Linked DNA regions of Mus musculus: regions 2, 3, 4, 5 and 6 are each linked to region 1. A link is a loop called in an ENCODE intact Hi-C map of the cell type or tissue named here. Cell type or tissue: left cerebral cortex. All regions are shown on one strand. Each heading gives the region's core, and the rest is flanking DNA. Links, peaks and the distances in the headings are about the cores only. Region 1 overlaps Anks1b (ankyrin repeat and sterile alpha motif domain containing 1B). Region 2 overlaps Anks1b (ankyrin repeat and sterile alpha motif domain containing 1B). Region 3 overlaps Anks1b (ankyrin repeat and sterile alpha motif domain containing 1B). Region 4 overlaps Anks1b (ankyrin repeat and sterile alpha motif domain containing 1B). Region 5 overlaps Apaf1 (apoptotic peptidase activating factor 1). Region 6 overlaps Anks1b (ankyrin repeat and sterile alpha motif domain containing 1B).

Evidence for each region. Hi-C counts contacts between places; a loop is a spot of excess contacts. Peaks named below come from ENCODE experiments on the same cell type or tissue, not always from the same donor. Only the 100,000 strongest peaks of a DNase experiment are listed, where the experiment ranks them.
Region 2: a loop joins it to region 1, with 4 times the contacts of the local background. A loop is called at or near these places in 4 of 42 quality-filtered maps.
Region 3: a loop joins it to region 1, with 9 times the contacts of the local background. A loop is called at or near these places in 38 of 42 quality-filtered maps.
Region 4: a loop joins it to region 1, with 5 times the contacts of the local background. A loop is called at or near these places in 2 of 42 quality-filtered maps.
Region 5: it touches region 1 in a loop (4-fold over the local background); 5 of 42 quality-filtered maps call a loop at or near these places.
Region 6: it touches region 1 in a loop (2.2-fold over the local background); 4 of 42 quality-filtered maps call a loop at or near these places.

What each region holds. Positions count from the first base shown.
Region 1 is chr10:90,079,221-90,084,420 of GRCm38, reverse strand. All of the region lies in intron 8 of Anks1b (ankyrin repeat and sterile alpha motif domain containing 1B), which reads right to left. Among named protein-coding and RNA genes, the nearest start is that of Anks1b, 210 kb to the right of the region's middle. In left cerebral cortex, for the core only: a CTCF peak has its summit at 2,566 (motif pointing left); DNase peaks (open chromatin) are centred at 2,589 and 3,092; H3K27ac peaks cover 1,484 bases.
Region 2 is chr10:90,370,976-90,376,175 of GRCm38, reverse strand. The region is part of intron 12 of Anks1b (ankyrin repeat and sterile alpha motif domain containing 1B); the gene reads right to left. Among named protein-coding and RNA genes, the nearest start is that of Anks1b, 500 kb to the right of the region's middle. In left cerebral cortex, for the core only: a CTCF peak has its summit at 2,490 (motif pointing right); a DNase peak (open chromatin) is centred at 2,487.
Region 3 is chr10:90,687,482-90,692,681 of GRCm38, reverse strand. The region is part of intron 17 of Anks1b (ankyrin repeat and sterile alpha motif domain containing 1B); the gene reads right to left. Among named protein-coding and RNA genes, the nearest start is that of Apaf1, 390 kb to the left of the region's middle. In left cerebral cortex, for the core only: a CTCF peak has its summit at 2,340 (motif pointing right); DNase peaks (open chromatin) are centred at 2,356 and 3,620; H3K4me3 peaks cover 596 bases; H3K27ac peaks cover 2,158 bases.
Region 4 is chr10:90,577,406-90,582,605 of GRCm38, reverse strand. All of the region lies in intron 15 of Anks1b (ankyrin repeat and sterile alpha motif domain containing 1B), which reads right to left. Among named protein-coding and RNA genes, the nearest start is that of Apaf1, 500 kb to the left of the region's middle. In left cerebral cortex, for the core only: no CTCF peak of the experiment used is centred there; DNase peaks (open chromatin) are centred at 2,462 and 4,590; H3K4me3 peaks cover 2,882 bases; H3K27ac peaks cover 4,000 bases.
Region 5 is chr10:91,029,716-91,034,915 of GRCm38, reverse strand. Apaf1 (apoptotic peptidase activating factor 1) reads left to right here. Exons shown (of 27, transcript NM_009684.2): 17 at 3,206-3,367. Among named protein-coding and RNA genes, the nearest start is that of Apaf1, 50 kb to the left of the region's middle. In left cerebral cortex, for the core only: CTCF peaks have their summits at 750 (motif pointing right) and 2,351 (motif pointing right); DNase peaks (open chromatin) are centred at 764, 2,346 and 2,966.
Region 6 is chr10:90,362,847-90,368,046 of GRCm38, reverse strand. All of the region lies in intron 12 of Anks1b (ankyrin repeat and sterile alpha motif domain containing 1B), which reads right to left. Among named protein-coding and RNA genes, the nearest start is that of Anks1b, 490 kb to the right of the region's middle. In left cerebral cortex, for the core only: no CTCF peak of the experiment used is centred there; no DNase peak of the experiment used is centred there.

The DNA.
Region 1 (5,200 bases), core at 817-4,816:
TTACAATCCCATTCTCTCTGCATGGCTACACTGTTCCCTCCACAGAAAGGTGGCTCGTGTCCTGTGCTCCGAATAAAGACAGTCTCTACTGATGACATCAGCAGGCTCTTCTCCTTGTGGCAAATTCCTCACGTGTCTTCATCCAGTGACCCTTAGCCAAGAGACCACCACATGAAAGACACTGTGCTTGGCGAAATTAATTAGAGACAGACCAAATCTATGTAGGGGTGGTTCTGATGTTGTCCTGTTCCCCAATTTGGTTTTGATCTGTCAGTAAAGAAGCCAGGGGCCAATTGCTGGGCAGAATGAATAGGCAAGACTTCCAGGTCCCTGGAGGAAAAGAGAGATGAAAGGGAGAAGAGACAGAGTTCTCCAGGCTTTGGAGGAGAAAAGTTGACCAGCCATGTGAGAACTCAAAACACAGCCTGCTCCTACATGCAGGCGGTCAGAGATGTAACTGAGCAACTCAAGTTTAGGACAGGTGTGAGGTGTGACGATAAGAATATTTATAAGGGCACAATTTTCCAGGCGGGAGATAGTAGCACCCAGAAATTGTATCAGAAGGCAAGTTGAAAATGAGCAACCTGTGTGTGCATCTTTTACCCATGGATCCAGGGAAGCAGGGTGGGAGCTGGTAGCGAGACCCGTTCCCAGAGCTTAGGCAGGGTAGTGGAAGCTACACACAACATAGACCTCCTCATCACAGAGTCTATTAGAAGCAACGTGTCAATGTATACCACACAAAAGGCAAAGCGACAGCCCTTGTGAAAGGTGAGAACCACGCGGCAGCTCTGAAGAGCACCCGTTTTTCTCAAATACCTTCCTAGAAATTCTACAGATAAAGTTCTTCCTAAGGTGAAAGGAGGGTCAGAAATTGATCATTCTCATTCTAGGTTTTTTTTTCTTTGCGTGCACTATATATCTAGTGCATATATTTCTTAAAGATACCAGCCAGGAAGTATTAATATAGGACCACAGATTGCAGCTTCTATGTATTTTAATTCCTAGAAAAATCTGCTAAGAAAACTCAAAGCTGGCTGAATATATGGCAGCTCTGAGTCGTACTTCTCAAACTTTTGTTCCAGCATAAAGATATAAACCGTAGTTCGAAATTTTCTCCTGACCACCATCTAGGTTTACCACCACTTAAGACTTGGCATCACTATCAAAAAGCGCATTTATGCCGGAGATTTACTACTAACCCTGTAAGAAGAGCCCTTTACTTACGTGTCAGAAACATACAACAAAGTAGCCACTGAGGTCTCTCTATCCTAAAACACATCAGAACATGTTTGAACGTAAGCCTCATTCCAGAAACAGAACATACACTGCATGTGCTTGTATGTGTGTGTACAGGTATCTGTGTCCATTCATTTGTGTGCAGATACGCCTATGTGTGTGTGTGGGGGGGGGGGTGCAACTGCACATGGAAATGCTCACACGGAAGCCAGAGGTCAAGTTATGGTGTTACTCCTCAGTAGCTGTACATCTTTGGGGGGCAAGAGGAGTCTCTCGCTGAGACCTGAGGTTTGCTAAGTGACTTAAGTAGATGACCAGTGGTCCCCAGCTCCCTGCAGCCTCCATCTCCCCAGCCTTGCGACTGTAATATACCACTGTCCCTGGCTTTTCGTTATCTTCACAAGGGTTCTGAGATCTGAACTCGGCTCTTCACATTTACACGTCACAAGCACTTTACCAACTGAGCTCTACCCGCAGGACCAGCATCTGACTTCTGGACAATCTAATAAAATAGCTCACACTTCAGAATCTGGCATGCAATTGAAGAGTCCGCAGTAGAAGCGTAAGTGAAATAAGAGAAGTGCTACACACTGGCTGAGTAACACAACATTGACCATGCTAGCACATCCCTGGACAAACAGAGAGCGCTGGATGCGTCTGTATCTGGAGTTTCCTTCAGGAAAAAGAAAGAAAAGAAAACGTTTCTTCAGGCAACAGTCTTACCCATTTCTTTAAAGGCTAATAAGACAATAATGCTTTTTCTATTTAAATCTAAGAGAAATATCTTCCCGATCCAATCTGTCATAATCTTTATATTATATCATATCAGAGTTTCTACAGCCTGTCATATTCACCTTTAAGAATTGTGTATATTGTTTATATAAATGAAGAATATAAATGAAAGTGGGGCTTAGGAAAATAAATGAAAACAATAGGAAAAAATTTAGATCATTTTATATTCTGTCAAAGACATAAACTTCATAGGCTGGTAACAAATATGATGATATTTCTTTAAAATTCATATCCGAGATTATATAATGTTCTGATTCAACTTGGAAAATGGTCTCATAGGCATAGTATAAGAGCATTCAGAACAGATTAACTTTTGAATTAAAATGCAAGCAAGGTAAAATAAAATTCTAACTTGAGCTGGTCTTCAAATTAAATATAAATCCCACAATATTAATAATAATAGGGAAAGACTTTTTAATTCATTTATAATAGTAAAATTATTCGTATAAAATTAAACATCTCTGATTCAAAAAACTGAACGTTCTTACATAAGAGAGCTGATTTTTGGCTTAAAATCCTGCACAAGAGTGCCCTCTACTGGAATAAAAGAGGAAAGGAAACTTGCATCGAACTCAGAAGGGTAACAGCTAAAAATACTCTGCGTTCCAGCTCCATCGCTAATGTGTAAAATACACTCATGAATGATAGGAAACTCAGAACATGTTTTCCTTTTATTTCATAATTCCCTAATTACTTGTGCAATGACGCATAGCACCAAAATGAACAAGCCCAACATTTTGGAGCGTCTAAAACTAAATCACATTCAGACTGGTGGCTCATCACATTGCTAGAAATATAAACAACAAACAAGAATGTTTTTCTACATTTAAAGCTTTGATACAGTACGAAAATAACTTTGCAAGTCCAAACTGGTGTCAGAACATAATTTGAATTCTCTTTCATTGTCAAGCAAAACCTTCCTGGTAAGAAGAAAGTTTCTACCCCTTCCTGATACACATACTGATGTACCAACCCCCAGAGACAGTAGAGCACAGGACTCTGGGAGGTGTCCAGGTGATGAGCGCATAGCTGTCAGGGGTGGGTTAATGCCCACAAGCAAAGCCAGCTGACAGCTGGCTTTTTCCCTCTGTCCCCAGTCATGTGGGGAAACAATGTGACTCTAAAGACGGTCACTCCCAAACCAGGAGGTGGTCTCTTAGCAGATGCCTGCTTTGCCTGCAGCCTCCAGGAATATGAGAAATGTTTGCCTTCAAGCTACACAAGGTACAGTAAATTGTTTAAGAGTCAAAACTAGTCTATTCCCTAGTTCTAGAACTTAAACACAAATGATTATGCTAGATAACTGAAGAAGTAAGCTACAAGATGTATGAGATGTATGAGATTTGTTCAGAGAGAGAGAGAGAGGGAGAGAGAGAGAGAGAGAGAGAGAGAGAGAGAGAAAGAAAGAAAGAAAGAAAACTTAAAATTGTATGACGTTACTAGGACCTAAAGTTCTACTCTCATTTTAGACCTAAATTAGCTTGTAAAGGTCCTGGCAGGATTTCTGTCACTAGATCAACTGTGTGCCTGGTTAGAATACTGTATGGGGGTTCTTTAAAGATATAAATAAATAAATAAATAAATAAATAAATAAATAAATAAAACAGTGCTTAGAACAATTTTTTTTTCCAAACGGGGTCTGGATATCTAGCCATGGCTGGCCTCAAGTTTGTTGTACATCCCAAGATGGCTTGAATGTACGATCCTCCTGCTTCACCATCCTAAATCCTGGTACTAACAGATGCACACCATCATATCCAGCTCCCTCAATGGCTGTTGGCCAAGGGGGTATGGTATGACATCTCAGTGCTTAGTTTGTAAAGCCTTTCCTGGTTACTCTAAGACAAAGCCATTGATGAGAACCACTGTCTATTCTGAGGATATGAAACAACCCACCACCTTTACCTTCCAAAACATCACCTTCAAGGAACTCCCTGGAAGCTTATTCTCCTGACCTGCCTTTGTTCTCTGGTGATACGGGGAATGATACACGAAATGACTCTGGTTTCAGAGCCAGGATCTGAACCAAGGCATTCTGGTTGTGCACTTGTGGGAAAAAAAAATGATCAAACCTCTCTGAGGCTTCCCTCTCTCATCTGTAAGGTCCACCTTGGAGGATAATTGTGTGTTAGGTTTTATCATTATCCATGTAACTTTTATGTCCACTGTGGTAAGCATTCTTTGCAAGATATACATGGATTGTCACTTCTGCTTCTGCACACACCATTTCTTCAGGCTCTGGGCCTTATCCATATGTGCAAAGCACACCTTCCCCTTTTCCAGGACCCACTTTAGTCTTAACCTACACCCACAGTGAGCCTTCAGTGAACGCCTGTAGATCTCTGATCTCTCACTTCTTAAAAGTTCCACTGGCCACAGGGTAAGTTACTATAAGAAATCCTATAAGAAATACAGCTGAGAAAATAAAATACCAACTCTTAGTTTTAAATCAGTGGCTCTCAATCTTCCTAACACCGTGACCCTTTAATACAATTCCTCATGTTGTGGTGGCCCCACAACCCATAAAATTATTTTGTTGCTACTTCATAACTATAATTTTGCTGGTGTTATGAATTGTAGAGTAAATTTTTTTTCTGAGATAGACGTTTGCCACAGGGGTCATGACCCACATGTGGAGAACAACTGGTTTAAAACCTCACTACGGTACATGCTGTATCAAGTCCTAAATTTAGAATTTCATTGGTAGGACTGCTCAGTGGTTTATCTCTTACAGAGAACAGGGTATAGCATGCACCTATCAAGCATCAACCCATAATATATGTATTTGTCTTATATGTTACTCTTCTCTGCAAACAGCAATTGAAGACTACTTGAGATTATAGTTTGAAACTCTTTGAAGTCACCTACAGTCTTGCTTATTACACCTACATAGCTATAATTTTAAACATGACAATAGCTACTTATATTAGGCAGTCAAAAAGCACTTTATTTACCTGGTTGTATAGCAAGGGAATGATTTATAGTAAAACTCAAGAAAAAACAAAAACACTTCAACTAATGGAAACAAACATTAGATAGACAGGATGAATACAAATAAGATGCAGGCCATACAGAAGGTCAATGAAATTGGATTACGTTTTCTAAATGCAATGACCAGTTTCTATCACATTCATTCTCTGAAAGGCCAGTTCCAATGATGTCATTTAAC
Region 2 (5,200 bases), core at 537-4,536, 290 kb before region 1:
TCCAGTGCAGCAGTCACCATCATGCAGTCACCCAGTGCCACCAAATTTTACATCTAAACTAAGTTCATAGTAGATAGGAGAATTCTGATAGATAGATAGATAGATAGATAGATAGATAGATAGATAGGTAGGTAGGTAGGTAGATAAAAAAATCAAATGATCATTCACTTATTCAAGTATTTAACTTCTGTTGTAAGTTAGTCACCATTCTAGGCATTAGGGATACTTTTTGTTTTGAGACTCAATCCCTCTACTTAAGGGGCTCATGAAACTCAAATAAATGTGGCCATATATAATTTGCAAGAAGTACACACAAGGCACCAAACCTGGTGGAGCTAGGAAAGGCTACACCTAGGAGATGTGGTCATGGGGTCATGGAGGTAGAGGGCTCATGAATGGTGCCTGCGCCCTAACAAGAGCTTGGAAAGAATCCATTTGTCTCCCCACGTAGACACATAGAGAACGTTCTGTCTATGAACCCAAAAGCTAACCACCAGGTCTCCTCGATGTACATTTCCCAGCATCCAGAAGAGAAATACTCTTCCATTGTTTCAGTTATCCAGTTTACAACTGGGTGTGGTTGCACATCTTTAATCTCAGTACTTGGGAGGCAGAGGCAGACAGAGCTCAGTGAGTTTGAGGGCAGCCTGGTCTATATAGTAAGTTCCAGGATAACCAGAGCAATATAGAGACCCTGTTTCAACGACAACAACAACGACAACAACAGCAAATTAACCAGTTTAAAATCTTTTAATATAGCAGCTTTAATAAACCTTTAATTAAATTACCTGACAGAATTGGACTCTATCAGGCAGACTGGATGGGAAAACATTTCAAGTTGATAGAATTGAGGAGCCATTTGCACTAAGAATAATACGCTCAGGAGTGCATGGTATATTTGGATAAAAATAAGAAACATGATATGAGTAAGTTGTATTGAATAGTCATTTTTGGTCTTGCTCACATAAAGATTCTTTTCTTCAAGAATGGACAGATAACAATTTTATTAACTTTAATGGACATAATAGCTAATCGGCTTATAACATATTATATTAAAAGTAACTGTGAAACGATCTCACATTATTAAAGTAAGTAGTAGAAGTCCATATCAAATTCATAATGAACCACTTGACAAGAGCTCTGTGTTACACACTTTATAAAATTTCCCTAGAGATACATAGTTCCTGGGGCATCATATGGATATTCATGTGTATTGGCTTTTTATATTGCTTCAGTTTATAAGCTCCTATAAGCTTATAAAGTTTATAACTATTGCTGTAAGTTTATAACTGTCATAATCAACAGTTTTCAGGGGGCTTTCAAAGTGATTTCTTTTAAAGTTTGATTGGGTTTGCTTGAGACAGAATCTAGTACAGTAATACAGGGTAGCCTGGAAATCACATCACAATGTCGTCAAGGCTGGCTTCAACTCAAAGCAACCCTCCTGCCTTAGCCTCCTGAATACAGAGATTAAAAGCAGGAGCCACCCTAGTTTAAAATGACTGTTATAACTGAAAAGCTTCTTCTATTACGACACACATTTTTAACTATCCACAAGGTATGCATGCACACATTTTAAAAAAGAGTTTTCTTTTTCACAGTGCAAAGGATCAAACCCAGTGCTGCGTACACAGCGATGAAGCACACGGACTTCTCCAGCAGTAGACCAGGACGATCCAGTATGTGCATGAGAAAACGAAAGCTCTGCTGGCTTTAATGAAGAGCTGGGTCTCAGAGACAGGAAGTCTAGAGAGGAGGCATCAATAATGCAGGGGTTTTCGGTCTGGATGGTCCCTAATCCAGTCTCCCATCCTTTATCTTATATCTCAAGATTTCATTATTAAAGCATTAGCCTCACAATTTATTACTTATTCATACAAAAATATTTTTTCAGGGAAAATAGGAATGATAGAAAATGCATAAGTGATACCCAGGTGGGGTTGGAGATGCGAGGTAGAATCCTTCTCTCTCAATCATGTAAAACCACAGAGAACAAGGGATTGGCATGGATCTGAACTGTGCCTTGGGGCCAGGCAAAATGAGAGGCTCCTTACCCAAATGAATAGAACATGGGGCACTGTAATAATCCTCTACCTTTGTATTCCTTGCAGTGAGTTTAGAGGCTCATAACACTGTAGATTTATCCAGATGGTTTACATGAGCCACAAGTCTTAACTGGGTTCTGACTAAGGTCTAACTAGGCTGATATCCAGGCAATGGTCAAATCTGCAGTGCCAACTTAAGTGTTCAGGGTCCTCTCTCAAGATCCTGTGATGCTGGCAGAATTCGTTTCCTCACAACTTTAGAGTTGTGTGGCTTGCTTCTCCAATGCCAGCAGCACTGGGAAACAGACTGTCGTTTCTAGTCACTAGCTTCTAGATCTTGTATTAAGAGATCACATGACAGGTACGGGTTTACTCAGCCAACTCTGCTAGGGGTTGAGTCTGTCTGTAATGCTCATCTCCTGGGATTTGGTTTGGTTTTAATACATGCCTTCCAGCAGATGGCGCTGTTTCATGCTCCTGTACAACCTTAGGACATAGGTAGGGTTGGTTGCGAAGTGGGTGGCAAGTCTTAGGAGCTATGGCCCAACTCCATTTCACCTTTCCCTTCTCCCTCTCCCACTCCTTCATCCTTTCCCTCCCCCTCCCCCTCCCCCTCTTTCCCTTTCCTTCCTTTTTCTCTCTGTGTGCCTCTCTGTCTCTATGTGCCTCTCTCTGTCCCTCTCTCTCCATCTTTCACTTCCTGTCTCTCTGTCTCTCTCTGTCTCTGTCTCTGTCTCTGTCTGTCTGTCTGTCTGTCTGTCTGTCTGTCTGTCTGTCTGTCTGTCTCTGGTCCTTGATATGAAAAGCATTGTTCAAGCAGCCTTATGCCCATGTCTCACAAGAAGCTTTGACCTCATCTTCCCCAACACAAAGGACTGTACTCTCTCAGACTGAGTAAAAAATGAATCACCTCTTCCTTAAATTACTTATATCAGGTATTTTTCACAGGAATGAGAAAAAAATAGTATGATCTTTTCTTTGATTAAGTTAAAGTCAATGATGGAGAATTCGATTGCATCTACCACCCACTCCCATACACACTTTGTTATAAAACACACAACAGAGTTACGGCCTATCATCACCTTTGTCATTGGCAGCAGTACATCACAGCTTTCATGTACTCAAGAGGCTAGGGTTCAGAACGCAGGCATCAGGTGCCGGTTTCAGAACTCTGCCTGCCACAGGTGCCAAGCAACAAGTAGAGGAGCGATCGCTTCCAAAGTCGAGCTAGGGAAGCAGAGAGGAGCTGCTCTCTCTGGTACATCGAAAGCTGCCTGGAGCTTCTCTGGAACAAGTTCTGCCTTAGGTCTTCCGATGACGTCACACAAAAGCAAAGCCCTTGAAAAGCAAGCACCAGGGTCAGTACAAAACCCACCTTCCTTCTGTCACAGCCAGGGATACAGAACAGAGCAGGAAACACTCTCCCAAATGGAAACAGTAGCACCAGAGGTGCACAGAGAGCAACGCCCAGTTGTATGGACATCCTTTTCAACCAGGGGTACGGAGGGGTTTCTCCCCAGCCGGCAGTATAGACTGCAAATCCAAGGAGACTCCCCCAACCCCAACTCCATTTTCTGTTTGTCTGTCTGTCTTTTTTTTTTTTTTTTAGTTTTTCAAGACAGGGTTTCTCTGTGTAGCCCTGGCTGTCCTAGAACTCACTTTGTAGACCAGGCTGGCCTCAAACTCAGAAATCCGCCTGCCTCTGCCTCCCGAGTGCTGGGATTAAAGGTGTGCGCCACCACGCCCAGCCCAACTCTGTTTTCTTATACATTAAAATCCTATTTCCCCTCAGTTTCATATTTAGCCATAATAATCACACGTATGTCTCACAAATATAACTGATTGGAGAGGGGCAGTTCAAGCGATTCAAAAAAAAAAAAAAAAAAAAAACAATCTCAGCAGAGAAAATCAAATCAAATAGAAAAACTATTCATCACACTGAAGTAGACAGGGTAATTAGAGAGAAGATACACGCTGTGGTGAATTGGATTCTCAAAGAAAATTCCAGACAATGAAGCAGTTAGATTTTCACCTGCATTAGCTCCGGGTAAAAAGCAAGAAAAAATCGAGTTAATAAAATGCTGTTTGAAACAAAGGAAGATCTCTCACGACATAACATCTGTGGGATTGTGCCCCTCGATCACTGCCACCTTGTGTCTCCTGGAATTTTAACCACTGGCTGTCCCCCCTGGTGACACACATCCAGTGTACGGTGCCACCCATCCTAGGGCACATTGAACTAGGACATGGAACAAGCAAGAAGAAATCCCAATCATGTGCACAAGTCAGTCCACTTGCTTGCTCGGAGCGACATTAGAGATATCAGATTCAGGTGGCCAGCCAGACTCACTTCACCCGGATGCTCCATACATGTGCTGAAGACTTAAGAATCCGGGTTGTGCTTGCTGCCTTAACTTGGTGATACCCTCCCTCCCCAAAAGTATATATTCATTAAGCATTAGTAACATCAACTCATTTAAGCATCTATGCTTTCCCACGTGTATTTTTTTTTTTATTTTGTAGTACTAGTTCGATGGAAAAAAGAATTTCAAAGAAGAAACTAATATATATATATCCACCTGCAAGTTCTGTTCCACCTACATCCTTTCCATTCCCAGGGCAGGTGAAGAGATGTCCTTGGGTAGGAGAAGGTGGCTGATCACGTCAACAGCCTTGAAAGGCAGATGCTACCTTAAGGCAGCAGATTTCGGTCTGAAGAACACGAGCAGCCTGTTTCAGGTGGGGAAGGAACTGACCAAGTTTCTGGTGAAATTTCAGAAAGAAAGGTGGGCATGAGGCAGGGAAGACAGAGAAACGGCACTGCATGGGTCTCCTGGGATTTTCCTGCTGGGCTTTTTGTCTTAAAAACAACAACAATCAAGTATCTGAGAGGCCACATTGAAAGAAAGACCTGGTTTCCTAGTCTCTTATAGATTCCGGGCGTCGCCGCATCCTGTTGAAGTTGATAGTTCTACATGGAAAGGAATAGGATAACCTTGGAGATATATTTCCTGAGCCCCCCTTCTTTTTTTATTTCCCTGAGGTATTGATGAAACTCAGAAGTTCTTATGACTTCCTGAAGGGGGCCTCGGAAGGCCACTGGGCTGAAAGCTGGGTGGGGTGGCATTCAGCCAGCTTGGCAAAAGGAGAGGTGA
Region 3 (5,200 bases), core at 740-4,739, 610 kb before region 1:
ACTCTTGGCAGCATTCTGCTCAGAGGTGAAAAGGCTGCTTGGGGACTTGCCCTATGTGGTGGTGTCACCACACTGACATTGCAGGTGGAGGAGAAGGAAGAGTCTAGGGACAAATTCTAGAGGAGAAGCTCGTCAGCGAAGAGAGACAGGCAGAAATGAGGTGTTTCTCTTAGTGCTCTAATCGGTGTGTTCCCTGGAACATGCCCAGAAGATTCAGTTAGCTCCTAGAACCCAGTTCCACCGAGAACCCGCTGGCTGCACCTCCACTTTGCGCAGAGTCTGCATCACATAGTTGAATGAGCACAGAATTGATTCTCCACGAGAGGAGACGTCAGGATTTCATCTTCTAAAGTAGGCTAGTCTGATGGCCAATGGACCTAATAAATAAACTCTCAGCATCTCACAGGTCTGGTGACTCCACTATCGTGCAGCCCGTTTATCATCCAAGTCACTGTACATTGATTTTGACATTCTTGATCCCAAACATTTAAGAGTCTGATAAAGTTTTCTGTCTGGACCTTTTACTTCTTATGTCTCATGTTCTTAAAGATGATTTTCATTAAAAAAAAAAACAACAACAAAAAACCTGAGTCAGAGGGGCTGGAGACATGGCTCAATGGCTAAGAGCACTGGCTGCTCTTCCAGAGGCTGAGTTCAATTTCTAGCAACCACATGGTGGCTCACAACCATCTATAGGGGGATCTGATGTCCTCTTCAGGCAGGCCTATATGTATATGTATATGTATATGTATATGTATATGTATATGTATATGTATATGTATATGTATATGTATATGTATATACACACACACATATATATGCAGCAGAGCACTCATACATTAAGTAAAATTTAATAAATAAATAAACAAATAAAACAGATTTAAAATTAAAAATAAAAATCCCGAGTCAGAGCTTACAAAGAATGATCTGACTACCCATAATTCCAAATGCCATTCTCCTTTGTTTGCTCATCAGAGCTGTTGTGGTAGACTGATTGGCCCGTATTCTCCATCCATCCCTGTGCCTATGTAAATTTACAGCTTGTTCTGTGAAGAGACAGGTCAGATCCTCTCCTCCCATGTTGATTTGGGTATTCAAAATAGTTCCTGTCGGCCATTTGTTAGGAGATGAGCTATAAGTAGAGGTTCAGCACAGAGCATGCCCAGGGCTGGAGAGATGGCTCAGTGATTAAGAGTGCATACTGCTCTTGTAGAAAACTTGTTGGGTACACCTGCCTCTGAGGCCTCTGGTCCTCATGCACCTGCATTCCTATGCACATATGCCCACATATATACACATACACATATACAATTACACATACACACAATACAACAAAACACCTTCAAGACATCTCAGTGCACACCTGTTTTTTGTTGTTTCTCTTCTATTGTAAGGATGCATGCTAGAGGACTGGGCAGAGAAATAAATCCTGGTCATGTCAGCTGTGATCATCCAAGACCCCGACTTTTCTACCCCAGTAGATCAGAGCCAGCTACAAGTGTGTGTGTGTGTGTGTGTGTGTGTGCGCGCGCACGCGCGTGTGTGGTCGGATGAAATTGGGAGAAATTTCCAGCCTAGTCTGGCTCATAAACCAAACAACTGCCAGCTGTTTTAGGGTGTGTATTTTTGCACGTTTTGTGCATGCGGCAGAATGGCAATCACTCACAATGCTTCTGTCAATCTTGGGAACGTGGAAACTGGATGGTTGCTTAGTCTTCTTTAAAGGAGAGAACCTGAGTGCAAAGCGCTGTGATCATATGTTCCTGGGTTATTTCTTCAAACCCGTGAGCGGTATCATCAGGGGCATAGAGAAGGTTATTAACTCAGATTTCAGGGTCTTGGAAATGGAGGGTTCAGGGTTAAGTGACTTGCCCAAGGAAGGCTTGTGGAGGAGCTAGGATCTAAAGCCTTGAAGAATTCTTTGTGAAACTGTGATTTTTTTTTAAAGCACGGTTACTAATCATTTTCCTTCCTTATTCTATTTTAAGGCATCTATAAACAGGTAAACAGAAGTGTGCTGGTGAGTAATATATGCATATTTAAAGGAGCCCTGTCACTCAGATTAATCTAATCTGTGGACTGCACTGTTTCCATTTTGGTAAAAACAATTTTAATCATGTGGTATTTGAAATTTGTGTTCGAATGTCTACAAAAAAATAAGAGTCTAATGAGTGACAAAGAGTCAGGAATAGGGAATGGTATAAAACTGACACAGAATAAACTTCAGTTCTACTCGAAAAACCACCACCACCACCACCAAACAAAAACAACAAAAAAAAAAGAATTTGGTTTTTCATTTAGTACCCTGTCCTGTACTTTAGGTACATTGCCACCAGGTGGCGGTAGAGCGTCAGACAAAAGTCTGTACAGTAAAACTGCTTCCAATTCTGAGGTTCAAGCTAACAAGCTCTTTGCCTGAGATCAAAAAGCATTTGAGACCACACTTTGCAGTTTAACATAATACATTCTTTAAAAACCAAAATAGCTTAAAATTAAACTCCTGGCAATCCTTACACATCTTTAAAACAGATATGAATTCTAAGCCACAGAATCACCGAGCTCATTACTATTCGTTCAAGGTTTCCACTGATTTCCATAATGGCGAATAGGAACCTTGTACCCTACCTTGATGGCTGTGTTGACCTTCCCCGTTTTCTCTGGCACATTACTTACTGCCCGTCTCTGGCAGGATAGCATGCATTATAGGTTTCAAAATTCTTAATAGTTTTTCTGGCTTTCTTTGTCCTTTAAGCATAATATCGGATTGTCTCTTAAAATAGAAACGGAACGATTTCTCCAGTGGATCAACATGCAAGAGTGGTTATTTGCATTTATACGCATTTGCATGTATGGAGGACGGCTCCTTTTTATTTTCTATACTCTATAGGGTATTTCATTAGGTATGTCTCTCAAATCTCACGGGAGCACGAGCAGTTTGTCATAATTTACCAGCGACACAGCCGAATTTCTTTAGTAACAAGTTCCGTCCTAAATGTCTTGAAAAAGGAAAAAGTCTCTTCAAGAAACAAACAAAAAATTATCTGTTGTATTAGAAATGTGAGAAAACCAGCAAAACAACAACAACAACAACAACAACAACAACAACAACAACACAAACCTCACTGGCTTCACTACAATGCTCTTTATTATATGATGCAAAAGTACAGTCTCAGAGAATAGGGACTACTGAGCTGCTTTGGAAAGTAGAGGTTCCCACCATTATGGGTCATTACATTTAAAATTTGGGGCAAATTCCAGACAGGTTTAGATTTGTTAGGTTCATGGCTCAGGGCTGAACGAAGAATCCAAGGCCTCTGGGTAAAGCCGCTATTCTGCCCTCCGTTTCAAGAACAAAGATCTGGGTGCCACCAGGTCGCTGCTGAGGGTCAAATGTCGGTGCACACATAGCTGCAGGTAAAAGCTCTAGCAGTTTTGTACCTAAAAATCAACATCGAAGAAAAGGGGGTTGGGTGGGAGACCCTCAGAGACTGGAGTTGCGGATAGGAAAGGACAGAGAGACCTCATTCTTGCAGACTGGCGTTTATACGTCAGATGGGGTAACCTGTGCTCCCCCAGCCCCCACGCACCGCCCCGTGAGCTGTGGGTGGAAGAAGCGAACACTGCTAGCTATGAAGATGTGTCCCAAGGGACCGGTTTCCAGCCAACTCTGGGAAAGTGATCTGGGGAAGTCACCGAGAAAAGGCAAAAGAAAAATAAAACCGGAGAGAAGAGAATGGGATGGGTAATAGCAAGCTGTCATTTGAGCCTCCCAGGAAGCCTAGCAACCAGCAGGCCAGATATTATTGTCCTCTATTTATACACCAGAAACCAAGTCCCAGAGAGGGAAGTGACTTAAGACCACATACTGAGTGGTGGATATAGGCTTCAAAGCAAAGTGACCCGATTCCAAAATAAAGATGAAAGAAAAGAGGGCACATTTGAAACCTGGCTGCACGGTGTGTCTTTCTCTTTATAAACAGTAAGTAAAATTTCCATCGGACAGAAGCTTAGCCTCCGAGGGGTCAAACTGAAGCCACGTTAGCCACCATCAAAAGCTTCCGTGGAATGTCTAATATTACCTTGTTCCTTTGAATACTGACTATAATTTACCGTCCTTTTGATACATGGGGTTTCGATTGTGAAAACCGACTCTATTTACTGACTTCTAATTTAGGCATGCCCTCAATGCTAGAGGCAGCCAATGGTGTTTTTATCATCATCATCATCACCATCACCATCACCATCATCATGATGCCCACCATGGCCTCTGTGCCTGATATAGACATAGCTGGAAATGGCTATATTACAGAGTTGCTGACTCAGCTACTTCTCCCTAAGTATGCCAGCTTCTCGCCATGCTTACCTTTTTTTTTTTTTTTTTTTTTTTTTTTTTTGATCATGCTATGCTCCTGGTTAAAATCCTTTGAATGGTTCCCCACTGGTGACAGAGGCTATACATTGAAATCACTTGGGATGCTTTCAAGCACTTCACGCCCAGGTGCCTCATGTGAGTGAGCCCCTGCCGCAGCTGTTTGGATGTGGGGTCCACGCTTAGGGGATCTGGAGGAGCATGGAATCCAAGTTTTGCTCAAGGTGGAATCCCAGCGCGCGCGTGTGTGTGTGTGTGTGTGTGTGTGTGTGGTGGTGTCGGGGAATCACGCTGACTTTCCTCCCTGAAACAAGCAACCATAAATCTGCAGGAAGCTCTGGCTTTCATGCTATGAGAGACAAGAGAACAAGGACCGCGAGGCCCAGGGCAGTGGAACCAAATCAAGGGCACGCGCACACTCATCTGCAGGAAAGAGGGCCTCAGAAGCAGCTGGGAAAGCCGCTAGAGAGGCCAGCATGGTGAGAATTTGCTGGGCAGTGGGGAGAGACTGCTAAGCAGCTCTTGCTTGTGAAAAACCTTCCAGAGGGCAGACAATGAAGCGCCCCGAAAGACTGGTGAAGAAAACCTTGAGAGCCAGAATCAGGCTGGTAATAGTTTCCGTGCTATTCAGGCGGGAAAACTCCCGGATTTCAAGGATACAGTTTGGTTCAAGTACTCTGCACCTGTCTCCAAGCAAACGGTGTTCTAGTCTTACCTGATGAAGCTTAAGCACAAGATGAGGACTGTCCTTCTTCTCTAGAGCACCTCTGAAGCGATATTGATGGAGATACAAAATTATCCATCCCTCAGCAGGATAAAAGGCGAAACGTC
Region 4 (5,200 bases), core at 818-4,817, 500 kb before region 1:
AGTTACATTACTGGATTATTAGAAAATGGGGCAACATATTTTAGTGCTTAAAATTTTAATCAGAGTAACTTCCAGATGGAGGAAAAGGCTCCTTTCCATCACCAGATTGGAACCATGGCTGACATCCTCCCTGAGAGTCAGCCTTTCAGCATGGTCAATCTAGCACATGCTCTCATTTCTGACTTGCTGTGCAGCACAAGCAATCAGTATCCTTTCCCGGGCTAATGGCATGTATAAGAACAATTAATAGCTCTCGTGACACCAACATTTTCTCCTGTACCTTTAGACAGCTCAAAATATTAACATAATCACCCCAAACAGCATTGCTGCTGGACTCCATGAGTAAAGCAGATCACTAGGGAGACAAGACCATGCTGACGAGAAGTCAGCCTTTCTCTGTCCCCTACCACCCATTTGCTGTTGCTGCTTCCTGTATTTGTAATTTAGCTGTTGTCCAGATAAAGAATGACTCCCCTTTGGCACTGACTGATAGATACTGACAAATTTTAAATGTCAATGGTTGAAAAACAAAAAAAAAAAACAAAACCAAAAACAAGCCACTTTTGTAAGAATGAGTCCACCACTGCTGTCTGTCCTAAATGAGTTTGGAAATGTATAGATGTTTTTTATAATATGAGGTCATCCACTCAATTCAAAGCCCAGTCTGCTTCAGAAACAGGAAGATAGAGGAAATGGACATTTTTCTCTTATACTTATACATCATAAAAACTTCCTAGATTTGCCTGAAAACATTGTTAAGTAAGAAATCATCATGGAATGATTAGTCTTAGCCATTACGGTCAAGTTATTTCTGTTGTCTACAGGTCTAACTTCTTACTTGGATGGTGGTTTGCTAAGACTTAAAAGGTCATTTTTTCCAGACCAGCTGCAAAGCAAACTGAGCTCTTTGCTCTGCAGCAAAGTTCTGGAAAATAGGACAGATCTGTAGGTCTATTAGCATGTAACATACATGCACCACAAACATGGGAGAAAATTTTCATTTAAGTATGTACCTATTGGCCTCTCTTGCTTCCATCTTCTGTTGACCTCTATAACCTCCAATAGCTCCTTGGGTCTTTTTCAGTGTGTAACGGGAACTTCTCATTTTGACCTCCAGTTTGAGCTTTATGAATGCTATCCGCTCAAGTTCCCAGAAATGCCAATTTGTGTGTGGCTTCCAGTAGTACCTTTATAATCAATTCCATAAAGCCTTTATCCCGAACACTGGTCAAATCACCTCAAGTCAATAGGTCAACAGGAGCTGCTAAAGGAATGATGCACTATACAATTTCATTCTTTTCCCCTTTAGAATTTACAAATGTAAGTGTTGGGTAGTGAGGCCAGAGAGGCTCTGAGTCAGTCCTCCTCCAAGTAATAGACCCTTTGTAATATGATCTTCACACCACCAATCTGCTGTAGTACTGCTTAGGAGTGATAGATGCTATCACTAGCTCCATTTGCCTTGACTTTGAACTCCAACAGATTGTTTGCCTTTTCCATTATGTATTTAACTTAATATAGGAAAATCTGCTGATTGATTCTGATTGTAAGAAAAGATAAGGGGCAAGATTCCTGTCTTATATTCTATATGCATGAAGGAATGTTTGTGGGATGTGTAGGCAAATACTCAGGACAACAGTATGCCTTGACTGAGGGTCATGTTTTGTTCATCATCATATCCCTAGTAACTAACATTTTCTAACACATGGAAAATATTTATAGAGGACTCAATTCCACAGTGAGACAACTAATGCTCCATACTCTCATTGACCAAAAAGATTTTTAGTTTATAAATGAAGGTCCAGTCATGTCAATCTGTTGTGTATGTGGTGTTTACGGGTGAGTTTCTAAACATATAGCATTATGTTAGGAGCTGTGAGAAAGGCAAGGAAATCACACACAAAACAGACTTGCTGAGTTTCTCTTCTAGTAGAGAAGACAAGATATAGACGAATGGGAACTTAATTCCTAACTCTAGAACGATGGCTGCAAAATCCAACCACTAAGCGAGTTTGGAAAGACAAACTACTATGGACTAGAGTCCTTAAGGGAAGTTATGTAAACCAGGCAGGGAGAACTTTGAGAATAAAAAGTATAAGGGAAAGAAAGGAAATGACAGTCCCCGAGAAGCAGGAGAGGACATAAGGAGCAAAGACATAGAAATAGAGGGTTTGTGATTTGGACAACTTAGGGAGCAGTCATCTAACTCAGAAAAAGAAAGATGGCAGTAGCAATAAATATAATAAGGGAAAAACCAGCAAGTCTGCATAACAACGAACACATCCCTAAACTCCTTGTTGGGAAAATAAACAGCATTAAAACTTAGTCATGTTACATACACTGCAAAGGCTGAAGAAGCACAAGGCTCAGAGGACCCCACGGCTTCCCCAGGTCTGGTGAGAAGCAGGGAGATTGTGCTTATGCGGGGAGCAGATGTGATGTCTTTAGAGGAAGCAGGCAGGGCGGGACTAGGGAAGACTTCAGACGCATGACTGGTGAGGGCTTGTGATGTCAACACACACATGACTTCCCCAAAGTCTTAGCTGGCTTAATTAAGGCTCTGTTGTAGCCCTTCTTGAATTGTACCAATTTCTATTTATTTGTATATTCTTAATGATGCTTTGGATCTAATCTCTGTCCTTGATGTCCTATAAACCAGGATGAAGGCACAGAACAAAAGTTTATAATTCTTGTACCTATGAATCAAGGGTAAATATTAAGAGCCCGAGGAGAAGTGATGAAAGACAATAAAGAGTTAAAAGCATTTGGGGGAGGAACTTCCTTCTTCTCTAGCCATGTTCAGGAATCAGTATCAAGTCATCTTTACTAAAGTTAATGATTGTCATTAGATAAAAATTAACCATATATTATGTCTATGTTTAAGAGTATATAGAATATATTTAGCAAAAAAAAAAAATAAGCCTTGAGTAAATGCTTTCTTCAAATGTTATTTACACGAAACATTTACACTTAACCCACAAGTAGAATATGTTTCCATAACTAAGTGCACGCATGGATATACTATGGCATTTTAACCAACATTAATTATATCCTCTTGATGTCTACTGTCTTCTTCTAAAAAGACCTACACCACATCATGGTTAATGGGAGCGTGGTGCTTGTTGCTTAGGCAACAGAATGAATAAATGCAGGTCAGAATATGCCACAAGAAAAAAAAAAAACAAAAGCTAGACTATGACACCGAATGGAAGCTGAGCAGGTCTAACAGATTTTTACATTAATGAAGTCTGTTTCTTAAAGTGGGCCAACCACAGAGGGCTTTAAGCTCAGCATTAAGTAGCCTACGGCAACCAACAGACTATTATCGTAAAGGTAGACAATCTTTTCTCACAATATTGGCCCCAAACAAATGGTGCATGAAAGCCTGAAATGCACTAATTGATGACACCATTGAATTGATGACAACGTTTCATGAGTTACTTCATCTTCACAATTAATTAATCCTTCTACATGGCAAATCAAAGCTGTTGTTTTGATTTTGTCTCATAGTACAAGTCCTTGGCATATCTGAGTTAACAAGGTGATCTTATATTCTGGAAGATTCCATACACTACTTGGAAATAAACAGATAAAGCCACAACTTAGGATTAGACGTTGATCTTCCTACGATGCTCTTTTTTTTTTTTTTGGATGTATTTGGTGCACAATTCTCACATGACTGTTCTGCACACTCTTTCTTCAAATTCTCTTTAAAACCAGAGAGATTACCTTCTCATTAAATACATTCAAAGGGGGATTATATTTGTTCATAAGTGTTTAATACTCAGAGGAAAATTAAGCTGAAAGTTAATCATCCTTCAGTATGGACGATTAACTCAGTGAATCTAAACTTTTCACGGATCAGAATGGATTTGGACCAGGGCTTGGGAATGACATGCCCTGTTTCAGGTAGAGACAGGGGGGAAAAGTAGCTATGCAGAGAAATGTAGTCAATATAACTAATGCCAAAACAATACTCAATTTGTTTGCTAGGTCTGGTAATTATTAATACCATCTGTTTATTGCCCTAAGTAAGTCTTAAACCTCTCTAGGGCTGCAACAACTTCCCCTTCCATCCTATTTCAACAGAGTCTCAACTGTATAACCAGTGACTGTCTGATGGACACAAGAAAAAGAAACGCATAGCTCATTAATTAATTAAAAAAAAACAACAAGATACCCCTAAACGGTTATATGCATATATTACTTGATGCTCATATGATAGACCACATTTATGCATTTTTAAAAACCTTGTAGGCATACACATTTTTTGGTAGGAGTAGAAGTTTAACCATCTTAATAACCCTCAAAGCTGTAATAATTCAGTCAACTTTGGAGAAAAGCAATCTGGCAAAAGGAATGTCAAAGCTCTGACTAGCCCTCAGAGGCTTATGAAGGTGCTGCAGGTGCCAGCCTCAGCATTTTATCTCAGAGGAACGATTAAGGACACCTACGAGTCATTTGTGTGCTACATGCTTGTGACATGTAGGTCTCCCTAAATTTAGGGATCAGTGATAATGTGCGATGGGACCTTAAAAGCAAGGGAAGGTGAGGAGAACCGTGATGTAGCTTGAAGGAGCTTAACAAGGGGAGCTGATGAGTGTCTGGGGAGGTCTAGGAATGATTAGAAAACTACATTGTCGTTTGCATGCCTCCCATCCTCCTTCTCACCTATATGCACACTGAGAAGTTTGCACACGCCCGGTTTAGACTGCACACAGACCAGGACTCGAAAGTACACCGATGCATTTGGTACACCAGCCCCTTTCTATACATACCCTGACAGCTAATTGACCCAAGTGTTTGTTTTTCACCTAAAGTAACAAACAATAAATACTTCATGGCTCTTCTGTCAGCATGTGCTTTCGCTAAGCTAAGCGACCGGCTGAAGCAGCTAGCTCAGGAAGGGTCATCCACAGGATTTAAACAGCCTATTGAATGATTAGCAGGGAAAATGATCTTCAGACCATCGACATAGCAGACTCTCTAATTAATCACAAATACTGATATTCACGCGGAAATAACATGTCTCCGGAATCCAGATTTAGCTGGAGCGTGGTATAAATCTAATTGTATGCTAAGATCGCAAATGTATAGGAAAGAAAAAAAAATCATACAATGAATGACAGGGAGACTAGAAATGTTAATCTTCGTTCAGAGCCCATAAATAGAGCTCTCACCAGTTCATACAACACACAGG
Region 5 (5,200 bases), core at 715-4,714, 950 kb before region 1:
TTTTTTTACTTATAAAGAAAGCTAAGCTGTATTTCCTTTAGTAACTTTCTATTCATCTGTGCGTGAAACTGGTATATAATCTGTCTTTTCAGCTATAAGTTTTTAAAAACTGTGTATTTAGTATTCACTGGATGCTAGATACTATACTAGGCCTTTGGGGTTTAAACGCTAGAAGAAAAAAGTATGCCCCACAGTCTGGTTATTCAGAATAAAGTTAGGGAGATGGCAAGTGGATAAACAGTGACAAAATTATGTTCCAGACTGATTTCTTTTTAATTTAAAGATTTTTATATTATTTTTAAAGTTATGTGTATATGTAGATTTCTGTGCATGACTGACTGACTGTGCCTGTGGATTGCCAGTTGTTACAAACCCAAGGCAATGTTTCCTCCTTCTGACTCCGTCAGTATCAAACAGTTCAGCAGTGAGGGGTGCACCCCTTGAGTTTCTTAACCATCTATGGCAGGCTGATGCCAGGTTCCCTTTTTTAAGTTACACTACCTATCTTTCTGTCTGTCTGCCTATTTTTGCGTACGAGTGTGTACATCTCACAGCACGAGTGTGGAGGCCAGAGGACAGCTTGCAGGAGTTGGTTCTCTGCTTCTACCATGGTGCGTTCCAGAGACTGAGCTCCAGCCAGCGGGCTCGAGGTCTTACCTGCTCAGCTGTTCCTTTTGTTAGCCTGCAGGTCCTTTCAGGTTTCAGTACAGCAGGTGGGAGTTTGTGATTGATCGCTGCCCTAGCTTGCCCAGCAGATGGCGCTCTGCTATCTTTCTTCCTGTCTCCTGGCCTGTGCATTCTTTCCACACCTTCAGCTGCTGTGTTGCCTGGGCCTTAGAGGCCTTAGACGAATGGTAGGAGTGACTTGTTTAGGACATCACTGTTGCCAGCGTGTTGTCAGTCATGGGTCTCTGCATTCATTGTCATTTCATTGTGAATATGTGTATACTTTATTACCGGTCTTCAGCTGATGGACACACCGATTCTATTTACTAGCCAGTGGTGTGGCCAGTTAGTCCTGAGCTCAGAAATGTTTATGTCATGTTGGTCAGCGACAGGTGTTTGATTTCTGTATTCGTGTGTGAGTGTCACTAGCAGTGGGGGACAGGCATCACTCCACTCAGGGAGACCTGCCTGTGTTGATGACGGCTTTCCCACAGAGCTATTAAGCCAGTGTCACTGGCTCTTTGCACAGGCAGAGGTCCAGCAAAATGATGTTAGATAGCAGCTTGTCAAGGTCAGAGCCTTGTAAAGCCTTTACTGTCTGAGAGAATAGGAGCTGTAAAATTATCGATGCCCCAAAGGCTCTGGGATTCTCTAAGCTTGTTGTAGGGTATCATGTAGATAACCATGTGGTTTTCTGGGCCTCAAAGAGAAATGGTCTTAAAGCGTTTTCTTTAAAGATTGTTAGTTAAAGCACACAAGAGCTTAGGGTGCACAGGCACCCTGGGAACGGTGCAGTGGCCTCCTCAGAATACAGTGGTGTGGCTGTGTCATCTCCTGATGTGTGAAACTTTATCATTGTCTTCTAGGGGCTGAGCTGGCTGCAGAAGCTCACACAGTGTTGGTAGGTGTAGTGAAATTAAATTGTGTCAGCCTGCTTTTAGTTCCCAAACCTAAGTTTGTCCTACTAACTGTATGATTTCTCATAGATTCTGAATGTTAGGACCAAAGCTCTGCCATTTGGTTTGTTTCTTTTTAAAACTTAGAAATTACTTTATTTAACGTGTGTGTGTGTTGACATGCTTGGAGGTCAGAGGACAAGTTGGCCAGTCAGCTCTAGCCATCCCTCATGTGGGTCCTAGAGACTGAACGCAGGCCACCAGGCTTGGTGGGAGGTGCTTTCCCTACCCCTGACCCATCCTGCCTGCCTGCCTTCTTTCTGTACTAGATAAAGAAGGCTAACCATGCTAGTGCCTGTCGTCTCTTTTGTTTTATTTTACACAGAGTAGACACAGTTGTCCCAAGGGGAAAGTGTTAGGGTTTGGCAGCCTTTTTTGGGGGAGGGGATTTGGTCCAGGACATGGTAACCCTTTTGAAGCCAGAGCACACCGCTCACGCTCAGGTCTGAGAGTGAAGGTGCATCCTTTCAGGGGCCGTTGCTTGTGTGGCTGTTCCAGAATAGGGCTTAGAGTGTTTCATAGTCCATTTCTCAGAGCTGGTTAGTTCTGTGGCACTCCATAGCCCTACCCAGCACAGCGGAAGCCATGCTTCCTCTCACTATAGCTTTCAGTATAGTTCCTCCTTTAGGGGTCTCATTCTCACTGGATGCCCAGCAGGCACCGGGGCCCAGTACAGTTTGCTTCTGCGCTTGTGGTAGATGTGACTTGCATCTCCTGCTTGTCCCAGTAGAGGGCAGCAGCAGACAGCTGTGAGTCCCTTTTACACTCCTTCTCACTGTCAACACCAATCTTTAGCCACTTTCCACCCTGTGCAAGGCCCAGTTAACTTTTTTCCTTTTGAGATGAGCTCTCATGTAGCCCAAACTGGCTTCAAACACACGATCCTCCTGCCTCAACTGCAAAGCACTAGCATTATAGATGTGTCAAACTGTATGCAGCTCAATTAACTTTTTATCTAATTTTAGTGACTTTGGGGTTTTGTTTGTTTGTTTCTGCAAAATGGAAGCTGGATTTCTTGCTCTCTTTTTCTTTCTTTCCTCCCTCCCTCCCTTTCTTCCTTTCTCCTTCCTTTCTTTTTCTCTTATTGACTTTACATCCAGATCATAGCTCCCCCCTCCCACTTTACAAGTTTCTCCCTCCATTGCTTCTTCCCATTCTCCTCAGAGAAGGGGAGCCCCTCTTGGGTACCACCCTAACCTGGGACATGGGCGGGGGGGGGGGGGAACCTAGTTCCAGCAGGACCAGGCACATCCTCTCCCACTGAGGCCCAACCCTAGGCAGTTCAGGTAGGGGAAGGGGATCCAATGGCAGGGAACAGAGACTGAGGCCCTGATCTGCTGGTTAGGGGACCCACATGAAGACCAAGCTGTACATTTGCAGCAAATGTGGCGGCGGCGGGTGGGGAGGGGGCTAGGTCTAGTTCTTGCAGGAAGCTGGATTTCTTAATTTAAAAAACTAATAAAAAAATAGGCTTGTGTAAGACCATCCATTGGGCAGAGCATGTTTGTATGACATTTAATCTAGTTGGAATTCTAGAGGAGTGTGTTGGGAGTAAAGCAATTTTGTTTTTTGTTTTTAAACAGCTTTGGGATGTGAGATCAGCAAACGAGAGGAAAAGCATTAATGTGAAGCGCTTCTTCCTGAGTTCAGAAGACCCTCCAGAGGATGTGGAGGTGATCGTGAAGTGTTGTTCCTGGTCTGCAGATGGTGACAAAATAATAGTGGCAGCAAAAAACAAAGTCCTCGTAAGTCCTGCCAAGTCCTGCCATCTCAACCCACTCCACTCGGACACAAAGTTTCAACCTCTGTTATGTGTGTGTTGTCCTGTCCCCCCCCCTCCCGTCCAGCTTAGCTCTGTTATTTGGCGCAGGCTTCCTAACTGCTCACAATTCTTAGAAGCCCTGCTCTCTGGGGATATGGGCGGCCTCGTAAGAAAAGGTCATAGTCATGCAAGTCAGAAATAGTTTCTACTCTCCCAGGACACGCAGTAGGAAACAGCATAGGAAAGCCGACACCACAGGAGCAGACTGTAGCAGTCCAGTGTTCCTCCAATTTATTATTTTCAACGTTTTATTTCATGTGCATGGGTGCTTTGGCTGCATGTATGTCTTTTTACCATGTATGTAATGCCGTGGAAGCCAGAAGAAGGCGTTGGATCCCCTGGAACTCTACATACAGATGCTTGTGAGGTGTCACGAGGGTGCTTGGAATTGAACCCAGGTCCTCTAGAAGAGCAGCCGTTGCTTCTCACTGCCGGGCCATGTTTCTGCCCCACGTCCCCTGAAGTTTATTTAAAAGAGAATACTTTCTTCATCACTTAAAAAAGTTTTTAAAATAGGTTGATTTTGGTGATTTTCAAAATACCTTTAAAAATTGGTTTGAATTATGTGCATGTATTGTGTCTGTGTGTGGAGGTGTGCATTCGAGTGAGCAGAGGAACCTGCTAAAGCCAGAGGCATTGGCTGCCCTGCAGCTGGCGTGACAGTGACCGGGATCCTCCTGATCGGGGTGTTGGGAAATGAACTTCTGCCCTTCTGAAGGGCGTGCATGCTCTGAACTGCTGAGCCGTCTCTTGAGCCTCTCAGAGTGTCTTTAATTCTTTTACAATTTGATGGCTCTTTAAGAACTGAATGAAACTGTGAGATTTTTCCTAAAGTAAATAAAAACAGACAAAAAAGAAAATGGTAGGTCTCATGCTGACATCATGGTCTGAGTACACATCAACATGTGTAATTTAAAATGTAAACCCCCAAGAGATGTGGATTGCTATGGTGAGAGGTCTAATGGGTGAGATGGGCTCTCAGTAGACACAATGGTTTGTCCAAAGTTGGACTGTGAGAGCCAAATCCTGTGGTTCATGGACATTCTGTGCTAATACTCATTTTAAAAAGCATGGCACAGAGGTATTAGAAGTCAATGGTACCATCATATATTTATATATAAGCTCATTGAGGGACTGGGTGTGTGCTTACTGATCTAGTAATTGTGAATCTGGTCTTTGGTTACTTGTAGACTTATGTCCCTCTAGCAGGAAACTAAGATGAAAAATATGTCCGTTTGTCTTAAGTGTGTTAAAGTCTGTAAAGATAGAATACATACAATTAATTTGTAAAATTTGAAGACTCAAAATTCGATTTTTGTTAGGATAAAAATATATACTGTAAAATTTGCCATTTTAAACTGTTTCTTGCTTTTTCTGATGACTAAGGTGTGGATTTAGGGTCTTGCAAATATAGGTACGTGCTTTATCATTGAACTACGACGACCTCAGCTCTTTTTCATTTTTACTTTGAAATAGCATCTTGCTAAATTGCTTGAACTCACTAGTATAGCCTAGGCTTGCCTCAAACTTGCAGTCTCTTACTTCAGAAGCCTCCTTAGAAACTGGAATTAAAGATGTTCCTAGATAATTCTTTTTCTTTCTTTCTTTCTTTCTTTCTTTCTTTCTTTCTTTCTTTCTTTCTTTCTTTCTTTCTTTCTTTCTTCTCTCTCTCTCTCTCTCTCTCTCTCTCTCTCTCTCTCTCTTTCTTTCTTTTTCTTTCTTTCTTTCTTTCTTTTTTGAGACAGGGTTTCTCTGT
Region 6 (5,200 bases), core at 846-4,845, 280 kb before region 1:
TGCTGAGCACCTAATGACTTTGGTTTTGTTTTTCCTTCCATTTGGAAAGAGGCACTTTTCTACCTTACTTAAAAAAAAAAAAATCCCCTCTCTCCAGTCAGCTTTCTCCAGCAGGAGGTAGATGGTTTGAAACTACAACAGAACTGGAAGCAATTAGTTACCCAGGACGTCTGACTTGCCTGGCAGGTGCTCCTGTGAAGGTGCTAATTCATGAAGTGCTTTATATAGAAAGAGCTTTCTGGATTCAGTTTTCTAGAAGAAAGGAGATTCTGTCACGATTTGTTCTTCTTGTCTCCCTGCCTCCCCAGAATCTACAACACACCTATCTGGTGCCTTCTTACTGAGAAACTCAAACTTTGGAACCACCATCATACACTAGGCTGCTGTTTCTTGATCTTTTGATCTTTTTTACCTTTCGCTTTTTAATGAGCATACAATTATTACATGGTTTCTCACACTGCCTCAACTCACTGACAAACCACTGTCTTAACAATCTATTCAACTTAGCTTCTTTGTTACTCAAGTTTAGATTGAAATGACTAAACTGAGTTTTCCCCATCCCAACTACGGTCAACTCCAAACTTTCAGTGGTTTAAAAAGATCTGAAGTCCTTGAATCTTATCTTTTGTTCTTTTCATCTTATCAAATCTTGCATTCAAACACCAAAAATATGTTATCTCCACCTTCAAAATAGATCCAAAATTCCACCACTTAAATCCCACACTTACCAATATTAAAAAGAAATCCCTGATAATGGGGGGGGGCTGTGAAGGGGAGAAGCATACATACTGACAGCCACTAAGGCTACCTCAAGGACTAAAATAGCTAAGGAGATGGGCTCTCTGCTCAAGGAAGTGCTCATATGATGCATGACGGGCAAGAGCAGAGGGCACTCCTGGGGAATAAACATGCAATGATGTCCCATCTCAATAGTACTCCAGAGATTAGGGAACAGAATTGTTGACCCTCAAGGAAGAGTGGGATAGGTTTATAACTTACTGAACAAATGAAGATTATTCCAAGTGTTTTGAATGGAGACCAAAGTATATATAGGTACGGTCCTTCACGCCAAGTGTCTCCTCCAGGAAATCATACTGATAGACAATATTTGGAGGTGCACAGCCCCAGTGCTTATTTCCATGGTCTTAAGATAGAGTCATTCCTGGGTTCATGTCCAGTCCCACTGCAGACCCCTCGCTTCATTCTATCCCTCTTCTTTAACCTCGACTGTAGGAGTCTCTGTCCCTCATGGAAGCTTCAGCTCAATATCCCCGTTGAGTTTTGACTGTTACTTGTCTTTTGGTTGTTCCTTTCCTTCTCCATGCAAATTCTGCAGTCAGAATGACACTCTTTCACCCTTATTTCCTTGCTTTTCCATCACTTCAGCATAGCCATACAGCCAGTCCACAATCTGTGTAGAATTCTTCTCTTTGAGTTTTCTGAATTTGTTGTGGTCTCCAGCTGACCCAGGCTGGAGAAAGCGCAGAACTGTGTTTTGTTTGTGATTTGTGATCATAAGCATCTATTGGGCCTTTCCTTTGGTCGGGGGTTGGGGGAGGGGTCACTCCATGCCTCTTTTCTCTAAGCACCTATTTGAGCTCTTTTCAAATGCTACACTTTCACTGCCTCTCTTCCCAGCTGGAGATACCACCTTCTGCTATATAGAGAAAATACAAACTATCAGATTTTCTGTACATTGCCTCTTGCTAGCATTTTACCCATACCCCAAATATCTTGCATGTTGGAAACATGCTCCTATCTGGAATCAGCCTTTCCACTTATTTGACAAGTCTTTCCCTGTCTCTCCTCCTTCAGCAGAACTTAAATTTTCCTTTGGAAAAAATTCCCTGTAAAGACTAATAATGGTCTATACTTGCTTTCTTTAAGTTCTTACCTCATGTTTTTCCTTGTATACATTATGTGGATGTTTTGTCTATTAGTTCTGATCAAGTTGGTCTTATTGAGGTCATCAGTGACATCTATACTGTTAAATCCACAAGTAGCTATTCCTCATCCTAGTCCATGTAAGGGTTATGTCTAATAGAGCCAATTCACCAAGTTTCTTCCTCCTCCTCTTCTGCTTATCCTCCTCCTCCCCGCCTCTTCCTTCCTCCTCCTCTGCCTCCTCTTCCTCCTTCACCACCATCTTCTACTTCTTACATGCTGTGAATGTGTGTATGTGTGTGTGTGTGTGTGGTGTGTGTATGTGTGTATGTGTGTGTATGTGTGTGTGTATGTGTGTGTGTGTGTATGTGCGTATGTGTGTGTGTGTGTATGTGTGTGTGCATGTGTGTGTGTGTATGTGTGTGTATGTGTATGTATGTGTATGTATGTGTGTGTGTGTGGTGTGTGTATGTGTGTGTGTGTGTGTGTGTGTGTGTGTGTGTGGTGTGTGTATGTGTGTATGTGTGGGTGTGTGTATGTGTGTGTGTGTGTGGTGTGTGTATGTGTGTATGTGTGTGTGTGTGTATGTGTGTGTGTGTGTGTGGTGTGTGTATGTGTGTATGTGTGTGTATGTGTGTGTGTATGTGTGTGTGTGTGTATGTGCGTATGTGTGTGTGTGTGTATGTGTGTGTGCATGTGTGTGTGTGTATGTGTGTGTATGTGTATGTATGTGTATGTATGTGTGTGTGTGTGGTGTGTGTATGTGTGTGTGTGTGTGTGTGTGTGTGTGTGTGTGGTGTGTGTATGTGTGTATGTGTGTGTGTGTGTATGTGTGTGTGTGTGTGGTGTGTGTATGTGTGTATGTGTGTGTGTGTGTATGTGTGTGTGTGTGTGTGTATGTATATAGTATGAATACATGGAGAGCAGAGGTGACACCGTATGTCTTCTACTAGCACTTTCCACCTTATTATTTTTAGTCTTTCACTGAAACCATAGCAAACGATGAGCCAGGTTGGCCAAGTACCAGGGATCTGCCTGTTTCTGCTTCCCACCCCAGTACTGGCATGACCGATGTCCATGACCATCCTCAGCTTTTCAGTGTGCGCTCGGGATCTGCACTTGAATCCTCATGCTCATGAGGAAGGAGTTTACTATCAAGTCATCTCCGTGGCCTCACACTCTTTCCTTTGTGAAATTTTCTTTCCCTTAACTCCAGACTCCAGTGCCTGCCTGGTCAAGGATGGTGGCTCCTTCTTTGCACCCTTTGTCAGTGCTTCCTTTTATCCCACCCTCCACATTGCTCAGTTTTAGTCTTTCTTCCTTACATACACTCAACATCATATATATCAGTGGTTCTCATCCTGTGAGTCACAAACCCCTTTGGGGTTGAATGACTCTTTCAAAGGGCTCACATATCAGATATCCTGAATATCAGCTAAATACCTGATTCATAACAGTTATGATTCATAACAGCTGAAAAATTACAGTTATAAAATAGCAACAAAATAAATGTATGGTTAGGGATCACCAACACATGAGAAGCTATATGAAAGGGTCACAGCATTAAGAAGGTTCAGAACCACTAATCTATATAATGATGGTCACATTTATATCTGTCCCTTGGACCTTTAGCAGCCTGCTCAGCCTATCTTTTAAAAATATTTGATAGACACCTAGAGGTAAAATTAACACCAGATATTCAACTTGTTTCCTAAATCCACCCCTTCCACCAGTTTCTTACACATCAGAAGAGAGCAAGTTCATTCTTATTGATGTTTCTGACATCTTACAGGCATCCATAAAATTTTTTCCCACAGTGCCCACATTTACTTCTCTACAAAATTTTGTTGAATTTACGTTAACGATATGTCCAAAGTACCTCTGTTTCCCTCTCCCTTCTCTACTTTGATCTCAGTTTATGTCTTCATTCACCCTACTTGAAGCTGTACACTGGCCTTCTAACTGGACATCATAGTCCAGACTCAGCACAGTAGTCAGAGGCATCCTCCTGGGACAGAAATTAGATGGCGTGACTCTTCATTCCAAGGAAAAGACAGTCTTCAAAAGAAATGGCCAATTGGGCTTTAAGGGAACTAAGCATACATTCTTACCTGAAGATATTACATTTCAAGAAACTCATTTGGCTCATCTGCCTAAGATAGAAAATGCCCTACAGTGGGGAGTGGGAACTTGTAGAGCCCACCTTCAGTAGAAAGACAGGGCATCAAGTGGAGGGATGGGGTTGCCATCCCACAGTCAAAAACTATGACCCAGAATTATTCCTGTCTGAAAGAACTGGATGGACAAAAATGGAGAAGAGCCTGAGGAAAAGGAGGTCCAGTGACAGGCCCAAAGTGGGATCCAGCTCAAGGGGAGGCCCCAAGGCCTGACACTATTACTGAGGCTATAGAGTGCTCACAAAAAGGGATCTATCATGACTGCCCTCCAAAAGACCTAACAAGCAACTGAAAGAGTCAGATGCAGATATTTACCACCAACCGTCAACAGAAGCTGCTGACCCCTGTTGTTGAATTAGGGAAAAGCTGGAAGAAGCTGAGGAGGAGGGCGATGCTGTAGGAGGAGCAGCAGTCTTAAGTGACCTGGACCCCTGAGATCTCTCAGACACTGGACCACCAACCAGGCATCATGCACCAGCTGATATGAGGCCCCCAACACACATACAGCAGAGGACTGCTGGGTCTGGGTTGAGTCAGGGAAGATGCACCTAACCCTCAAGAGACTGGAGGTCCCAGGGAGTGGGGAAGTCTGGTGGAATATGGGTTGGGGGGTACATCCTCTTGGAGACATGGGGTTGGGGGAGGAGGTATGGAATGTGAAACAGAGGGTAGACCTGGAGGGGGATAAAATCTGGAATGTGAAAAATAAGATTAAATAAAATTTTTAGAAAGAAAGAAAGAAAGAAAGAAAGAAAGAAAGAAAGAAAGAAAGAAAGAAAGAAAGAAAGATAGATAGATCATTTTAGGGGAAAAAAGAAAGAAAAAGGAAATGGAGACCCTTCACTGAGCTTATCCTGCCCCTTTGCATGTCAGGCAATTACCCCAGTGTGGTCCTTCCTTCTTCGCTGATGACAGCTTCTCCCCACATCCATCCTCATCTCAAGTCCACTTCCTGCACACAACATTAATCCTTCCAGTTAAATGAGATGCTTTTTTACCCATAAGATTCCCTCAAAGCTTTTCTTGATGATTTCTAAGTTGAAGTTTTAATCACAGTTGAGGATGCTTTTAAACGGTTGCCTCTCAAAAGAAATCTGTTGGTTCACCTAAAGTTTTGCAACCAGCTTTAAAAGTTATGT